Regions from separate parts of the Mus musculus genome. Here region 2 is linked to region 1. A link is a loop called in an ENCODE intact Hi-C map of the cell type or tissue named here. Cell type or tissue: left cerebral cortex. All regions are shown on one strand.

Region 1 (8,000 bases):
AGAAAGTATAATTTCTCAATTATGCAATATTTTGCATAAGGATGTAATATTTACTACATAAGAGGTTCCATGGACCCAAAAGAACATAGGCAGCTGCGCTATGAGCCAGCTTGTCAGAAAGACATTATGGAAGGAGATAAAGAGATTTAGGGAGTGGTGACTGTAAGGCAGGATGCTACCCAGCTAAACTTATTGTTTGTGCTTACAATGGCAGGCAGATTCCTGAGTTCAAGGTCAACCTGGAACAGAGCTAGTTTAGGCCCAGGCTTGGTGGGAATGGTGACCTCAGAGCTGGATCCCACCCAGATAGCTTATGGTCTATGATTACAAAGGCAGGCAGATCTCTGAATTCATTTACTATGTTAAAAAAATGTACTTCCTGTCTTTTCTAAAAGTCCTGGAGCTACTGTCATAAAATGTTAATTCATGGGATAATCAAAAGGGAACCTGGGGTGAAGAATTGAATTGATATGCAAATAAAAGACTGGGCTTTGGTCTGTAAGAGCTAAGCTGTCTGGAGATCTCTGGAGAACTGTCTGGAGAGTCATCTCAAGAAGACCATAGAGCTCTCAGCTTGTACCCACAACTGACTTTAGGTCATTTCTTTTGCCACTTCCAAACACCCTTTCTTCAGGAAACCCTCTCCAAGCTGAGGCTGCTCCTTGCCAAGAACTCATAGCCTTCCAGATCGCCTTTAACAGAGGCTACACCACAAAGGCCAAGAATTAAGTTCCTCCACACAGTGTTGGATATTGGGATACTTGGTTCTTCAAAGTGGTCATCGGGATAATTCTATTGGAGTTGGCAGGCAGGAGGATATTTGAGGCTAAGGATGATGGGACTTATGATTGTAATCTTATTTCTGCACTCCATAAATATGTTAGTGGAAATAGAAATATTCCTAAAAGGACTGGTCTTTTGTAGTGGTCAAATGCCCATTGAGAAACAGCATGGGCATGTTGAATGTGGTATAGTCAAGTAATGGAGTATTACTCAGGGTTGAAAAGGGGAGGTTATAATACATACTATAATGTGCTGCTAAAGGCCAGATTTGACTTCATACATGTAAAACAAGCAGAAGGGGTCAATAATCCAGAGAGAAGGTAGATTGGCGCCTGAAGTGGGGAAGTGGGAGGCTGGAAAGGTAGGGGTAACTTCTAGAGGTGAACTTGCCTTTTAGGGTAAGAAAACTGTTCTGGAACTAGAGGTCATAGTTATCCAAGTGGCACCGTGTCACACACTTTGAATAACTGATGGTTGATTTTTGTCATGTAAAGTTTAGCAGGGTTTGGTCTTTGGTTTGGTTTTTTAAGACTGAGTTTCTCTGTATAACCCTGGCTGTCCTGGAACTCACTCTGTAGACCAGGCTGGCCTTGAACTCTGAGATTCACCTGCCTTTGCTGGGATTAAAGGTATGCACCACCACAACCACCTAGCTAGTTTAGCAGTTTTTTATAAAAACTTGGTCCCTTTGCTGCATCTCCTGTCAGCTGAGTTCAGACACTCATCTGTCCACTTTGACTTACAACAACTTCCTAAAGGGCATCTGGTCTGAGGCCTACTCAGCGCTCAGCATCAGCTCCCTGAATCAGCTTCCTTAGCTGCCCAGAGCCAAGCACTGTGCCTGACACTGCCTGAAAAATAGGATCAAGGGGGAAAGATAGCTAAGTGCCTTACAGTGAAGGCCTCCTACTGCTGCCATCCATGTGTGGCCCTAGTAGGTCAGCTTCACTCCAGTAGATGGCCCCACACCGATGAGTATATAGGCAGTGCACACCCATGAGTATATGGGTAGCTCATATTCATGAGTATATGGGCATGTCAAACCCATGAGTATATGTAAAGCTCACACTTATGTGTATATGGGTAGTTTACACCCATGCGTCTATGGAGGGCAGCTCACACCCATGAGTATATAGAAAGCTCACACCCTTGAGTATATAAGCAGGTCACACCCATGAATATATGGGTAGGTCACACCCATGAGTATATGAGCAGCCCACACCCATGTGTATATAGGCAGAGCATACCCATGAGTATATGGGCAGCTCATACTCATGAATACCTGGACAGATCACAGCTATGTATATATGGGTAACTCACACCCATGAATATATGGGCAGTTCACACCCATGGATATATGGGAAGCTCACATTCATGTGTAGATGGGCAGCCCACACCATGTGTATATAGGCAGGTTATACCCATGAATATATGGCCAGATCACACCCATGAATATATGGGCAGCCCAAATTCATGTGTTTATGGGCGGCCCACACCCATGAGTATACAGGCAGCTCACATCTATGTGTATATGAGCAGCCCGAACAAGATTTGGTGAGTTATTATGAAAATAAAAAGGAGGGCTTAAAATTTGGAGAGGTAGGGAATGGTAGCAATTTGAGTGGAGTTAGAGAGAGTGTTAGGGGTGTCTATGATAAAATATATTGTATGCATGTAACATTTTCAAAGGTTTAATAAAATGTTATGTGAAAGAAAAGACAATCTTCCAAGGCTTCAGTTCTTCTTGAACCCAGAGCAGAAGGGGAAAGGAAGGTGATGAGGCCCCTTGCATACAGTCCCTTCTCCACTGAACCTTAACGGCACATCTGGGTGGGCCCAGACAGTGTCAACTGGACACTGCCTGTACTTACACCTCCATAATACATGACTTGTTCCAACCCTACTCCCATAGGCCTCAGAGGGTGAGAAGGATACAACCTGGCTCCTCCTGGAAGCAGGACATTGGGAATGTTTGTGAGGGTTTATCTTAATTGCATTAATTCTCGTGGGAGGATCCATGCGGGCAGTGCCACACCCTGAGTTCAGCATCCTAGACGGGATGAAAGGAGTGAGCAGGCTGAGCCCCCCTCATTGCTCTCTGCTCTTGATGATAGATCACTAAGCTCCCTCAGGTTCCTGCCTTGGCTTCCCCACAGCGATGGGCTGTAGCCCGGAACTGTGGGGCAAAGATCCCTTCTTCTCTAAGCTGCCTTTGTCAGGATATTTTGTCACAGCCACAGGAAACAAAGCTATCGCAGATGCAGAGTGCAATGGCTGGTTGGTGTCTGTGTAAGAGATAGGAGGGATCTGGGCCTGTCACCGCACGCCTGGAACAGTGGCTTCCGTAAGCTCGGACACGCAGAGGAGGTCTTGGCTACATAGCAACGACCTGTCTCAAAATCCACTGAGGAAAAGAAGGGAGAGGTGGTCTGGGGGTTAGGCACAGGCTATTGGGTTGTGTAAGGACAATGGAGACAGACTCAGGAAGGAGGCAGCTGCAAGCCAAGGAACACACGGCTGCAGTGGGTGGAAGGGCACCCTTCCTTTAAGCCTGCAGAAGCCATCCCACCATCCCTCACTCTGCTCTTCAGAACTGCAAGACAACAATGACAGGCCACTGTTTGCAGCCACCAGCATGGTGGGACTTCTGTGCCGGCCCTGGGGTGTAATCCACCTATCTGACACATACCCTGTCTCTCTGCTCTCTAGAAGGTAAGGCCACCAGCCCTCGGCTTCCAGACAGCACACAGTGGGCGATCTATAAATAGCTGTCAGCTGGAATATGATGCCATGGTGAAGCACAGAGGCTGCTGGGAGGAGACGAGGGAGGGCCGCTTCTGAGATGAAAAGCTCGTGTGGATACAGAGAGTGGGACAGGGAACCCAGGTGTCAGGAGTGGGGTCACCAGGGATATGCCAGCAGGGGTTCACCACTTGAACAGCATAGCCTTGCTTGGAGAAACCCTTGGGTGTCATAGCCTATGAGGTGGGCTGGGTACTGGCTTCTCCTACGTAGAACCTGTGGGTACATAGCTCAGTGTTCTGCAGTGCCTAACATAGCTCCCCACAACAATGGGGCATCAGAGCCCAGATGCAGACAGTGCCTTGGTGGAGAAGAAAGATAGCTGTAAGCAATGAACGCAAGTCGATGGTATAACAGGAAATCAGACCGTGCCTGTGCACATTTCTGTGTTCCCAAAGGCAAAGGCAAACCCAAGCCACTGGCTTCTGTATTGACAGCTCACAAAGGTTCCCTTTTACCTAGACATTGGGAAATCTGCTATCTGCTTCTTTGGGGACTGTGGGCCTATGTCCACCTCTAGGTAGAGAGGGAGCAGAGACAAGTCCTTCATATTGTGATGCCATAGGACCCCCCCCCCCCATGGTACCACTACCCCTCCAGCAGCAGCTGCTGCTCCTTGCAAATAACCCCTCCTTGCTGAACCCTGAGCTCCTGGCAGAGCCTCCAATAGGGAACTTGAGAGCAGCTTTGCTGGCCTTGGATCAGAAAACCCAGGTAGGAAGACATAAGCACCAAGTACTCCAGACACGGGGTCATGCCAGGAAACCTTCCCCCCTCCCACTAAGGGGCCCAGTCACATCCTCTCTCTAAGCCACTGTGTGTCTACCACAGCAGAGTAGACAAGCAGCCAGGAAGACACAGGGGGAAATGTGAGCAGTGGCCTGGAAGAGCATGTCATGGATGGTCTCCATCCCTCATTCCAGCACAGATGCGGGCTATGATGACGATGCCCTGATCCTCTGAGCCGGGAAGTTCGGCACTGTGGTGCATGCCTGAGATCTGAAGAGGCTGAGGACTGTGCCTCAAAAACAGCATCAACCAAGAACATAGCACAGGCACGCAAGTGCCCGGTAAGCCTGGGGTGGGGTGCTGTGCCTCAGCCTACAGAGGAAGGGTGTCCCTGATAGAAAGATGGGACATCTGTCCCCATGCCTGGAGGATGGGTGACAGGCTCCCCCGCAGACATCTGCCTGTGGAGGAAGGGGCTGCAGGCTGGTTGCTGCCTGCAGACAGTAACAGGGGTGCTGGCGGGGGAGGGGGGGAGTAACTCTTTTTATAGCAAGCAAACAAACAAACTGTTTTGTTCTAAGAAGCCAAAAAACCAAAAAAGAAAGAAAGAAAGGAAGAAAACACAGGAGGATCTGCTTGTGCTGGCTACGGGAAGGGTAATAAAAACTCTCCCAGAGGCATAGTGCCAGGCAACCAGGCTTTACCCATTACCCAAGACAGCTGGGAGCAAGGCTGGCCCTGCCCTCGGCCACCAGCCTGGCTGGGCACAGCGATGCCCTGTGCACAAATGATCCTTTTCTCTTTGCCGAAGCCTGGTGAAATCAGATGGCCACGGTCCTGGACCAAGAGCTGGAGGACCTGCCAGTGGGTGAGTAGAACCCAGGGCGTGTTCGTGGCTCCAGCTCTGAGACCATTCCCACCTGCCATTGGCTTGAGAAGTGGGGTAATCATGAATTCTGGCTTGCTGGGATTAGAAGTCAAGGATAAAAACCCTGGCTTGCTTCCCCACCCCACCTCACCCCCTATTTTTCCTCTCCACCTCCTCCAGTCCTTCTGGGGTCTCAGGCCCCTCGACCCTGGCTTCCTAGGCAGCCTCCCTTGCCCTGCATGGAGCTGGCACTTTGCATTCTGTTCAGCAATCCCTTTGTTCACGGCACACAGAAACCCAGCCTGCTAGTCAGAGCGGAGCTCCATCCCATAATAAACAGCATGAACTATTTATAACCCTGAAAACATCTTTATTATTATTTTTCTTCCCTCCAGAAACAATCTCACACAATCCTGTTAAGCACACACCACCAAGGAATGGCGGGCCTCGGGACGGGGCTGCTTCCCCCCGGCCCTGCCCAGCCGAGCAGATGGCGGCGTGGGCGGTAGGTACCAGCCTCCTGGCAATCCGAACATCTGTTCCCGTTAGAAAATGCTAATTGCCATCAATCAGGACAGCACCTACCCACATTTACATGCAAGCGCACATGCAAAAAAAAAAAATCTAAATTTCTCCCAGCGATGCACTGCTTGCATGTTAACTAGCCAGAGTAGCCTGAGGGCGGCTGGGCCAAAGGCTGCCACCATAGCCTGCCAGCCTTACAGGCCCTACCCAGACTCCAACCACGGTAACGATAATGGAGTTGCTCTGTAGGTAGCCTGGTTACAGGCTCTGTGGATTCTCATCGGCTTGGTCCAGGGTGGACACGGAGCCATTGACTTAAGGCATGGCAGTCGCACCTGTGCAAGGGAGCCACCCTGGCTCCGTTGTCGCTCTGAGTATCCACTCCATGCAGCTTTCTAATTGGATCTGGCTTCTGCCCCATGGCCCTCTGTAAGGGAAGGTTCTGGGTCTCTCTGCCATAATTCCCAGTACCAACCTGGCCTGATGTTCCCACCCAGATGCTTGGTCTGGAGACACGTCGGTGTTCCAGAGACATCAACTGTTCTCATGGTTGCTGAGAGTCTAAGCAGTGGGGTCACAGCCCAGGGCCAGCCTTTCCTGGCTAGCGTTTTCTACCTGGCTCTCGTGGCTACCTCCATCCTCTAGTCTCCAGCCAGGGCTTGGACAATCTATCTCATTCTTCCCTGGACACTGTTTGCCTGGTAATCACGAGGCTTCCCTAGCCCCTGGTGATATGAGTTTGTCCTGAAAGCCAGGGATGGATGTGGGGGCTGCGCAATCAATCAATCCAGCCCCTCGCAGGCTGTGGTGGAGAGGAGAAGGTGTGGTTTCCATTCACACTCAGTCCTGGGGAGAGGAGAGCAGAGCCCCTCCCTCCACTCTCAGCTCCCCACAGGGCCTGGTGCCTCCCAACAACACATGCAGACCAGCTGTTCCGCGGCACCTGGAGGGTCACCTCAGCTCCCAATCAACCCTCGGCCTGAGGATGTGATCTGAACCTCAGAGATTGTTCTATTATGTAACGAGAAGCCACGAGCCTCCTCACCCCATCTCTCCAAAGGAAAGTGATTTTGATAATTTTTCTCGAAGGTGCCAGGCGCTGTTGCCAGCCTTGGTTGCTATGGGGCCTGGTGACTGGCTGCAGGGTAAACTATTGGGATTGGAAAAAAGGTTTCGATGGGGAAGCACAGAGCTCCCCTCACCTGACATGAGGGCCACAGCCGGTGGGAAGGACCTCCTAGGATCAGACCTTGTAGGTGGGAGCCAGCCGCAGGGTGTTTCTGTGCTGGCCTCACTGTGAACACAGTACACTGCTGTCCTTGTGCACACCTGGGTCACATGGTGCATGGGATGGCGAGTATCTGTGTAAGTGGGACTGATGGGCGGGGCTAGGAGAGGGGAGAGGGTGGGTCTTTGCCAGCTGTCTCTTTCTAACTGATGTCTCTTCTAAAAAGAGATCATTCTTGTACCAACAACATGCACATGGATGTCGGGGAAGTGAGGCCTCTAACCACATACCTATTATCCCTCTCTCTCCACCATCTTCCCAGCCATCTATCACTTACCAGGGACTGTGCATCCCAGCTGTGTGCTGTCTGTGGTCACCAAGCCTGTCCCATCTTCCCCCTCCTCCCCCCCCTCCCCACAGCCTCAGGCCTTGTCCCAGCAGTCGTCCACACTCAATGGTATGAGATCCCCTGGCTTCTTGCCAGACTCTGGCAGCTAGGGCCTGCTTCCCATGATCCATTTAACAACGCTCCTTGTGACTGTAGTTCAGAAGGCAGGGCTTCTCTCTAACAAGGGTGGAGACTTTGAGCAGGGTCTCTGGGATGCTGTCTTCCTCCTCCCCTCCCCTCCCCTCCCCTCCCCTCCCCTCCCCTCCCCTCCCCACCTCTTCCTTCTTTCCCTTCCACCTCTTCCTCTTCTACTCCTGTCTCAGCCTCAGTTCCTTGCCTGTCCCGCCCAGGTTCCTGATGTGAGGACCTGGAGGTCATGATGTGAGGTCATGACATGATAGGATGACAGACCTGTTCCCTGGCTTTCAGTTCCCGTGCCGCCATCCCACCTTCGCTGTCTGTTTGGCTGAGTCTGGAGAGCTGAAGGAGGCCCCAGTGAAGCATGAGAGACTCCAGCACAAGGAAGCATGACCCAGATCCTTGGCCTCCCCAGCCTGAGCCCCCATAATAGCTAAGACGAAGAGGGGGTAACATTTTAAATATAAGCTCTACAATTATGATACAAATCAATGGCTTCCAGGCAGACAGATAGAAGGATAGATGACAGATGCATGTCT
Region 2 (8,000 bases), 65 kb after region 1:
CTCTCTGCCACATGGCCTCTTTCCTTTATAGGACAAGCCCAGGGTCCCACAGACCAAACTGCCCACCGTCTGTAGCCAGAGATGGACATTACACCTATGTCATCTTCCTGGGACATTCTGCTCCAGCCCTCAGAAATCCTCCTCAGGCAACACACAACCCTAGGCATACCCAGAAAACCCCAGCCACAATGTACCACACCCAGCCATGTCCTGACTAAGCCCCGTGATCCCATTGGCTGATGATTGAACAGAGGAGCAGTATGGTCCAGCTTGGAGATGAGCATACCTGGGTACATCACCTGTTGGGGAGGGCTCCTGCTTGGAAATTAGCATACCTAGGTACATCACCTATGGGGGAGGGCCCCAAGGCTTCCAAGAGACTCCTCTCTTTTGTCAGACAGGGCTGTCTTCAAAACATTATCCGGAAACATTACCACTAAATCAGTCTGGTATATGTACTGCCCATCCCAGGACACCTAGACCTGAGAAGAAAACAATAAGAGATCCAGGTGGGCCTCTGAGAGCCCAGGGACCAAACAGCAGGGAGTTTTGTGGCCCAAGACGGGTGGCCTGGGCCATCTCTGGTCCGGGGGTACAAGCAGCTTTTGGCAAAATCTGGTTCTAATTTTACCCTTATTATAATAGTTATACATATTCACTGCAGAAAGATTTAGAAACTACACATATGCAAAAAGAAGAAAATAAAAATATCCCATAATCCCACTAACCCGAAATAACTTGTGCTAACATTTTGCGCATATATATGCTCCCAGACTTCCCCAGGCATAGGATATGTATTTTTGGTGCCAAGTGGGAGCATACTGTACAACCTATTCTGTAACTTTTCTCCATTTAACTCCATGTCAGTATCAGATCACTAACTGTTCTACAGTGTCATCTTGTAACATCCAAATTAGCCCAAAGACAGCAGAGGACAGTTTGGGGGCAATTTTACAACACACCCAACACACACACAACACACACACACACAAAATTGTCTCTAGGTATTAAATATGTAAGTGGACTTTGGAAAAATAACTTCTCTGTCTTCAGTCCAAACTCTGCAGTGTCACAAAAAACAGAAATGTTATCTGATTTGAGGACACAGCTTTCTATAGGGATGTCTCTTTGTCACCCTGAGATGCTGACCCACTGCAAGGATGATGTCATCCAAGGTATTTCTGAGGCTTTAAGACTGGGGGGGTGGAGGGGGGTCTCAGCATCAGGGTTGGTTCCAGTGAGAGGCTGTGAGTGACAGTCACAGAGAGGTCCCACAAATTCCTATCAGCTCTGCTGAGAGTGAGATACACCCCTCAAGTATGGAACAGCTGCTCAGGAGCGGTCTGCCTAACATGCTTAAAAGGCAGAGAATAGACAGAGATTGAAGTGCACCCAGAGACTGTGTGGAAATCCAGAAAGGGAGTCCTGGACAGAGACGAGGACCGACCGGCAGCCATCGCTGGGCCAGGCCCTGATCCACTGGGACTTCGCGCCAGCCTGTCCAAGAGAAGAATTACCTGCTATATGACATCCCTGGCACTGGGAAGTTGTCGTTTTCTGGCTTATTTGACTTTATGTCCCTCTGCGCTTTGGGGAAGGCCCCTTAGGAAAATAACAACCTGGGATGGATGTAGCAGAGTTGGGACCATATGACCACACAGACATTAGCCTGTCAAGTGCTCCCGAGTCTGGCCAGGGCAACAGGCCTCGGGGTGCAGCAGAACTCCTAGTTTTAGGGGACAGCCTTGGGTGTATATAACATCCAGATCAATGCCAGATCAATGCCCCCGGACTTGCCATGATGCTCTCTGCTTCAGCCAATTGAAACTGATACCACGGCTGCTGCAGCAAACAGAAGCCCCGTGACAGCCACCCAGCTGGCCCATCGATTGAGAATATCTCTTGGGCATCAGGACCCAGGCTCTGCCCTGCCCACTCCAGGACACAGAGGACTTCAGTAGACCTAGAGCCCCATCCTGCGATGCTCTTGGGAGCCAGGAACTTTGACCCAAGCTGCCTCCTGTCCTCTGCTCCCACTGAGATTCTATTATCTCCTTGGCCACAGTCCATCATGGCTAAGACCAAAAAAGAGAAGAGGTCCTATGTTTCTGGGAATTGTCCCCACACAATGCTCTGAAGGGTGTCACACAGAGGCTGCGGCCTCTGGCCTCCTGGGTCCTTCACTCTGCCTCCTGTCAGACCAAACAAATCATTCCTCCACCACCTCCTGGCCTCCCTTCTGAATGTCTGCTGTGTCTTCTGAGATAAACTGGGTTTAGGTCCACCTTCATTCAGTACAAACTCACGTTAACCTGACTACATCTGAAAAGACCATTTCCGAATAAGACCCGTCCATGGAGAGGCTGGTTAGAGACACATAGAGACACATGGTGACCCACCACATCAGGTCTTTCCTGGAATGTCCAGGAAGGATGGTATCCCCTCTTCTCCCGAGCAATGCTAGCCAGCAACAGACTGTCTCTGCCCATTCCCCGGAAGACATGTGTCTACTTTCTACTCTGTAACTTTCCATCTGTCCTTAGCTCCTCCCACCTCAAAGTCACAGTCAGGATAGGACAACCTGATGACCACATCCACAAGCACATGGGGCAGGAGGGCAAGTGTGGAGATTATTCTTACAGCAGCATTAGCACCGCCACAAAACACAGGTTCCTGGGTCACATGCTGTTTCTTCAGGTCCAGAAAGTTCAGGGTAAGATCAGCAGGCAAAGATAGGCCTGTAGGATCTCTGGCTATGATTCTCATGAGGTTCCAAAAGTCACTCCCGTGAGTTCAGATCTATGCCCCAAGATCACGAGATGGCCTTGATCACACTGGCTAGAAACAATTCCTACCCTGTGTCAAATAAAATATGACTGTCCCCTATATGTAAAGAGCACCCTGAAATAAATAAGACTCTGTAGAAACAGATTATGCAAATAACCGCTTCTACAAAAATCCAAGTGGTAAAAAAAAAAAAAAAAAATGCAAACGACGCTGAGCGTTCCCAGAGCTGGGCATATGTAAGTTAAAGGGTGAGGTGGTTTCTACACTTCGCCTGAGAAATGTCTTGCAAAGGTATAATACCTGATGTCGGTAGCTATAGATAGAGGATCCCCCGACGTGCAGAGATGTCTATAAATATCCTTGACTTTTTCTAAATAATCCAGGTGTCATTTTAAATGAAAACTTAAGGAATGCAGATCCCCTGCCCTGGCAATCTACTCTGAGGATTTTCTCTAAGAAAGCTGAAAGTGCCAGAGAACACACAATGCCTGACACTGTATATGCGCTGGTTGTAAAGAGGGCACTTCCCACCAGGAAACGGACGGGGGGAGTTACGTTTGTGGTGGGAGGAAGAGAGGCTCTTGATTACAGTCCTGTTATAAGACTCAGTGAGGTGAACACATGATGACTTATTCCTGTGGTTGAACTTGGTGATGACTAAGGAGCTGTGCCGACAACTTGGCCAGTAAAGAGTTTGCTGTGCAAGCCCGAGGGCCCAAGTTCAGATCCCTGGCAACATGTGAAAAGCTAAGGTCTAAGCCTAGTGCTGGGGAAGCAGAGACAGAGCCCTAGGGCTTGCTAGCTAGTCAGGCTCACGGACTTGGCAAGCTCCATGGTCTCTGGAGAGAGGCTCTGACTTGGAGGTTAGGGTAGAGGGTGGAGAGGCTGAGCAGATGGCTCAGGGGGCAGCGGCTGCTCTTGTAGAGGACCTGAGTTTGGTTCCTAGTGCTACTGACATCAGGCAACTTACAGCCACCTGTAACACTTCAGCTCTGGGCATCTGACACCCACTTCTGGCCTTCCTGGGTACCTAAGTATTCACACACACACACACACACACACACACACGCGCGAACTGATTACAAAATGAGCTCTCTCTCTCTCTCTCTCAAGTAGACACAGCTGTTTCAGTGAATGGACACACTGATGCCTTTATACTTGAACTTAGAAAAAATAACAAGGGTGGTGTGTTGTTTTGTGTGTGCCCCATGCAAACTTTATCACCCATTGATATACAACAACAACAAAATCTCTTCATTGCTCATCTGAAGTTTAAGTAGCTCTCCCCACCTCATACACTCACCCCTAGTCATTCAGTCCCAGGGAAAAGAGCCACATAGTCCCCACAGCTCTGGTTCTCGCCTGTCTTGTCCTGCTTCTACCCAGTGTGCCCGCTGTCCCTAGCATTATCCTGGTAGGTCACTTACGTCTGCTCGCCCGCCCTAGAATGTCTAAGTGGATCCCTGTGGACCGGGCCTGCAACCCCAAAGCACTCGTGTCCAGCATGGTTATGGCTTAAACTTTGGACCTTTCTGATGTTCTGACCCCAGGAATTGTGGGGTATGTGCGAGCAAAATGGCTCCTTATCTTTAAGGCTTGTAGCACCGGTTTGCCTCTCAGGGCTAGGTGGAGCACCCCACTTCCTTAGCTCATGTTGGGATCTCACAGCCTTCTCCATCTGGTGATGTCCCATCCTCTTCCCCCAGCCCACAGAATGCTGCTCCATTCAGCTCTCGCTCCTGCATGCTTCATCTATAGTTCCTATGAAGCTGGACTCCAGCAGGACCTGGTGACCTCGGCCAGGTTGAGACCACTCAACCCCTCCAAGTCGTGGTAGGTCAGGTGATGTGTTTCCAGAGGTATGCCTAAGCATTTCTGAGTGTTTCAGGGCTGGGATGCACTCACCCTTTCAGCCTGCACCTGCCATTGGATGAAATTCAGAACGTCCATACTTTACACCGGGCAGGACGGGAAGTCCCCGGGACTCCACAGACACAAGAGCCTCCCCTGGAACCGCTGCTTAACCCACATGCTTGTAGAGTTGGGAAGCCACCTGATGTTAGGTTTCCAGCCCACACTGATCTTTGTCAATTATGCTCCAATATTTGAGCCCTAACCAGCTTTAAATTGAATCAGGACGAAATCATCAGAATAAAAAGAGCCCAGGCCACAGCCTTCCAATTCCAGCACTGAGAAAAAAAAAGTTATACATTTCATAATGGCCTTCTACCCCATAATGAACAGGAAGAATAAATTAGATTCCAAGCTAAGGGTATATTTATGCAATTTCATTATGTGCCCATGAGCAAGCCTGGTTTTCACCAAGATAAAAATGAATACTCAGAAACACTCACGCTAAATAAATGGAGTGATTTAACAGCTTAACAGGGAGCGTGGAAGAGGAACTGAAGGACAATGTCAAAAATGGAAAAATAAAAATAAGAGACTGGATATACCACCCTGCGCCGAGTGCAAAGTGCCTGCGGCGATTAGAGCCAACTGCCTGCAGGCGGGCAGCGAGGCCTGTCCCTTGAGGCAGCTCATCCCCAGCGCTCAGGTGACCCGAAGCCAGGAAAGCAGAGGAAATGTGGGCTCCCCCTGACATGAGCCCTGGCATTGGCTCTCTGAGCCCTGGAGGGCGGGCACAAGCCCAGACTCCCGGCCCCAAGCCAGCTGTCCTCACAGGGACCACGCTGGCAGTCAGGATGTCACTCCTCAGGAGGAAGCTTCCAGAAGATCTTCTCCATTCTGTTTTGCTTCCATTTCTGGGCTGCTGGATGTTGGATAGCTTTAGTGTTGGAGGTGGAAGTGGACCTTCTTCCCTGGGATGATCAGGTTGGCCGGGGCCACAGGCTTTCCTGCGAAGTTTCCCCACAAGAGTGTTTCTTTTCATGGAAACAGTACCGTATTCTCTGCTGCCTTTGAACTTCAGAGCATCAGCCTTTTCAAGATTTATTTTTATCTTAATTATGCGAATGTGTGTATGGGGGTGTGCACAGGTATGTACATACGTGTCAGTAAAAGTGCCTATGAGGGTCAGAGGCATCAGGTTCCCCCCCCCCAACTCCCCACCCTACCTCCAACTCCCCCGCCCCTGGAGCTGGAGTTGCAGCTGTTGAGAGATGCCCATAATGGGTGCTGGGGACCAAACTCAGGTCCCCCTGCAACAGCAGTACTTGAAGTGGAAACTTCTAGTTTCTTTGAAAAGTCAGGTGTGTCAAATGATGGTTCCCTGGAGCACACCGGTGAAGGGCATCTTGCAGACATGGGAAAGTTTCTCTGAAGCAGACACAGGTGAGAGGATGTTTTGCTGGAGCAGCCACGGAAAAGAATGCTTGATGAAGGAGTATAAATATGACCCCTCAGACAGTGGGAGACAAGCACTGAGCCTTGGTTTGCTCAGCCTCACTATTCTTCCCTAACGACACGCAAGTATTGTTTTTACCTTTCATGGTGCTGTTGAGCTCAACTTGTGACAACCCAGCCATTGAGAGACACTCACCCAAGAACTGCTCATGAGGTTCCCTCCGCAGCTCCCTGCTTCCGCGGCCCCACCTCAGGCCAGTTGGTAAGTCTGGTGGTTCCTTCAGGATTGAACTACAGTTGCTGGTTCATGTCTGGTGTCTGCTTGCTGAAAGGACTGGACTGTGGCTGCCAGTTCACGCCTGGTGTCTGCCTGCCTAGAGGACTGGTCTGCAGCTGAGTCGTTTTTGGTGTTTGCCACGGGACTGAGCTGCTGTCAAGGAAGATTGGACTTGCCCCCAAAGAACTATTGCTGAACAGGCCCACTTCCCCCATATCCTAATTACTTTTCTCTTCCACTACCTCTGCTGGGAGGTGGGCTAGAGGAGAGATTGAATCCTTAGTAAAAGTAGGTTGCAAAAAAATGCATGCCTACAAGTACCTGCTCTTAATCCCTGAGCTGTCTCTCCAGTCCCTCCTCTTTTCAAAGTGCCTTTTGCTGTGCCGTGCTCCAAGCTACAAAGCTGCAAAGGTTGATAAAATAATAGGCCTATTTTTATTTCTTAACAGATATTTACAAAACAAGTATAATTCTCAAAACCCCTAGGGGTGTCTAACCGGGAGGAACTCAGATAAATGGCTCAGGGAACTCCTTGGCAGCGGCTGCTTCACTTCCAGGGCACCAGTGCCAGAAATACCAAGGGCTCTGTGATATACGCAGGAGTCACAAAATGGCCACCTGTGGTTGTTTTCCCACCTCCTGGATGTGGAACCTGAGGTACAAGGGAGTTCAGCTTCACGTCAGAGAGCCAGGCTTAGACCAATCTGACCAGGAGAGATACTGTACTAGCAGCATTTAAGTTTTTAGTAACCATTTATAGTTTCTCTCTCTCTCTCTCTCTCTCTCTCTCTCTCTCTCTCTCTCTCTCTCTCTCTCTCTCTTTCTTTCTTTCTTTCTCTGGAGGTTTTTCCAGGTGTGGGATGTTTTGTTTTGAGACAGAGTCTCACGTATCCAGTCTAGCCTTGAACTCACTAGCAGCTGAGCCCCCTACTGAACATCTGAAGCCCTGGTCCTCCTGCCTCAGCCTCCTCCCACTTCCTATCCCCCCACCTCCCAGGCTAATATTACAAGCAAGCACCACCATGACTGGCTCTAACAGCCACCTTTTAAAAAGTAAAACTTAGATCTTTTTCAAAGTAGGGCCAGCAATGTGACTCAATAGGAAATCCACCAAATATGACAACCTGAGTTCCATCGCCCTGGGAACAGGTAGACAGAACCAAACTGGAGGGCTGCCTCCAGATCTCCACGCACATACCACAGTATGCACATACACTTATGCACACACACACACTGAATAAATAAGAATTTCAACATTTTTGTTTTAAATTTAAATTTTTTAAATTAAGTAAAATAAATGAAATGGGTGAAATTAATCTTAATAATAGACTTCATATAATCTAATGTACTCAGACTGTAACTGTGCACGTAATCTAGCAGATGAACCACTCCTGAGGGGATGTGCTCTGGTGCTGAGTGGCAATGCTGCTCACACCAGCCTAGTGCTCCCATGTGCCAATGGCCACCACCCTGGTCTACGCAGGCACAGACTCCTTCAGGCCTCCCTGCTTCATACACGTGCCCCAGGAGCCCAGTGTGCAATGGCCTGCTGGGAACCACTCTGACCGCCAAGCTGCTTCTCGTTTTCAAGGTTAGAGATTTTCCAACACCACCGTGCAGCCATTTTGAG

Evidence for each region. Hi-C counts contacts between places; a loop is a spot of excess contacts. Peaks named below come from ENCODE experiments on the same cell type or tissue, not always from the same donor. Only the 100,000 strongest peaks of a DNase experiment are listed, where the experiment ranks them.
Region 2: it touches region 1 in a loop (2.3-fold over the local background); 4 of 42 quality-filtered maps call a loop at or near these places.

Annotation. Positions count from the first base shown.
Region 1 is chr11:118,788,024-118,796,023 of GRCm38, forward strand. The region is part of intron 2 of Rbfox3 (RNA binding protein, fox-1 homolog (C. elegans) 3); the gene reads right to left. It overlaps Gm11750 (a long non-coding RNA gene), which reads left to right. Exons shown (of 3, transcript XR_001780387.2): 1 at 1-4,655; 2 at 5,126-5,182; 3 at 5,578-5,681. Among named protein-coding and RNA genes, the nearest start is that of Gm11750, 6.6 kb to the left of the region's middle. In left cerebral cortex, no CTCF peak of the experiment used is centred here; DNase peaks (open chromatin) are centred at 3,597, 4,713, 5,032, 5,718 and 2 more places; H3K4me3 peaks cover 325 bases; H3K27ac peaks cover 5,410 bases.
Region 2 is chr11:118,853,100-118,861,099 of GRCm38, forward strand. All of the region lies in intron 1 of Rbfox3 (RNA binding protein, fox-1 homolog (C. elegans) 3), which reads right to left. Among named protein-coding and RNA genes, the nearest start is that of Rbfox3, 52 kb to the right of the region's middle. In left cerebral cortex, no CTCF peak of the experiment used is centred here; DNase peaks (open chromatin) are centred at 733, 3,400 and 5,247; H3K27ac peaks cover 6,224 bases.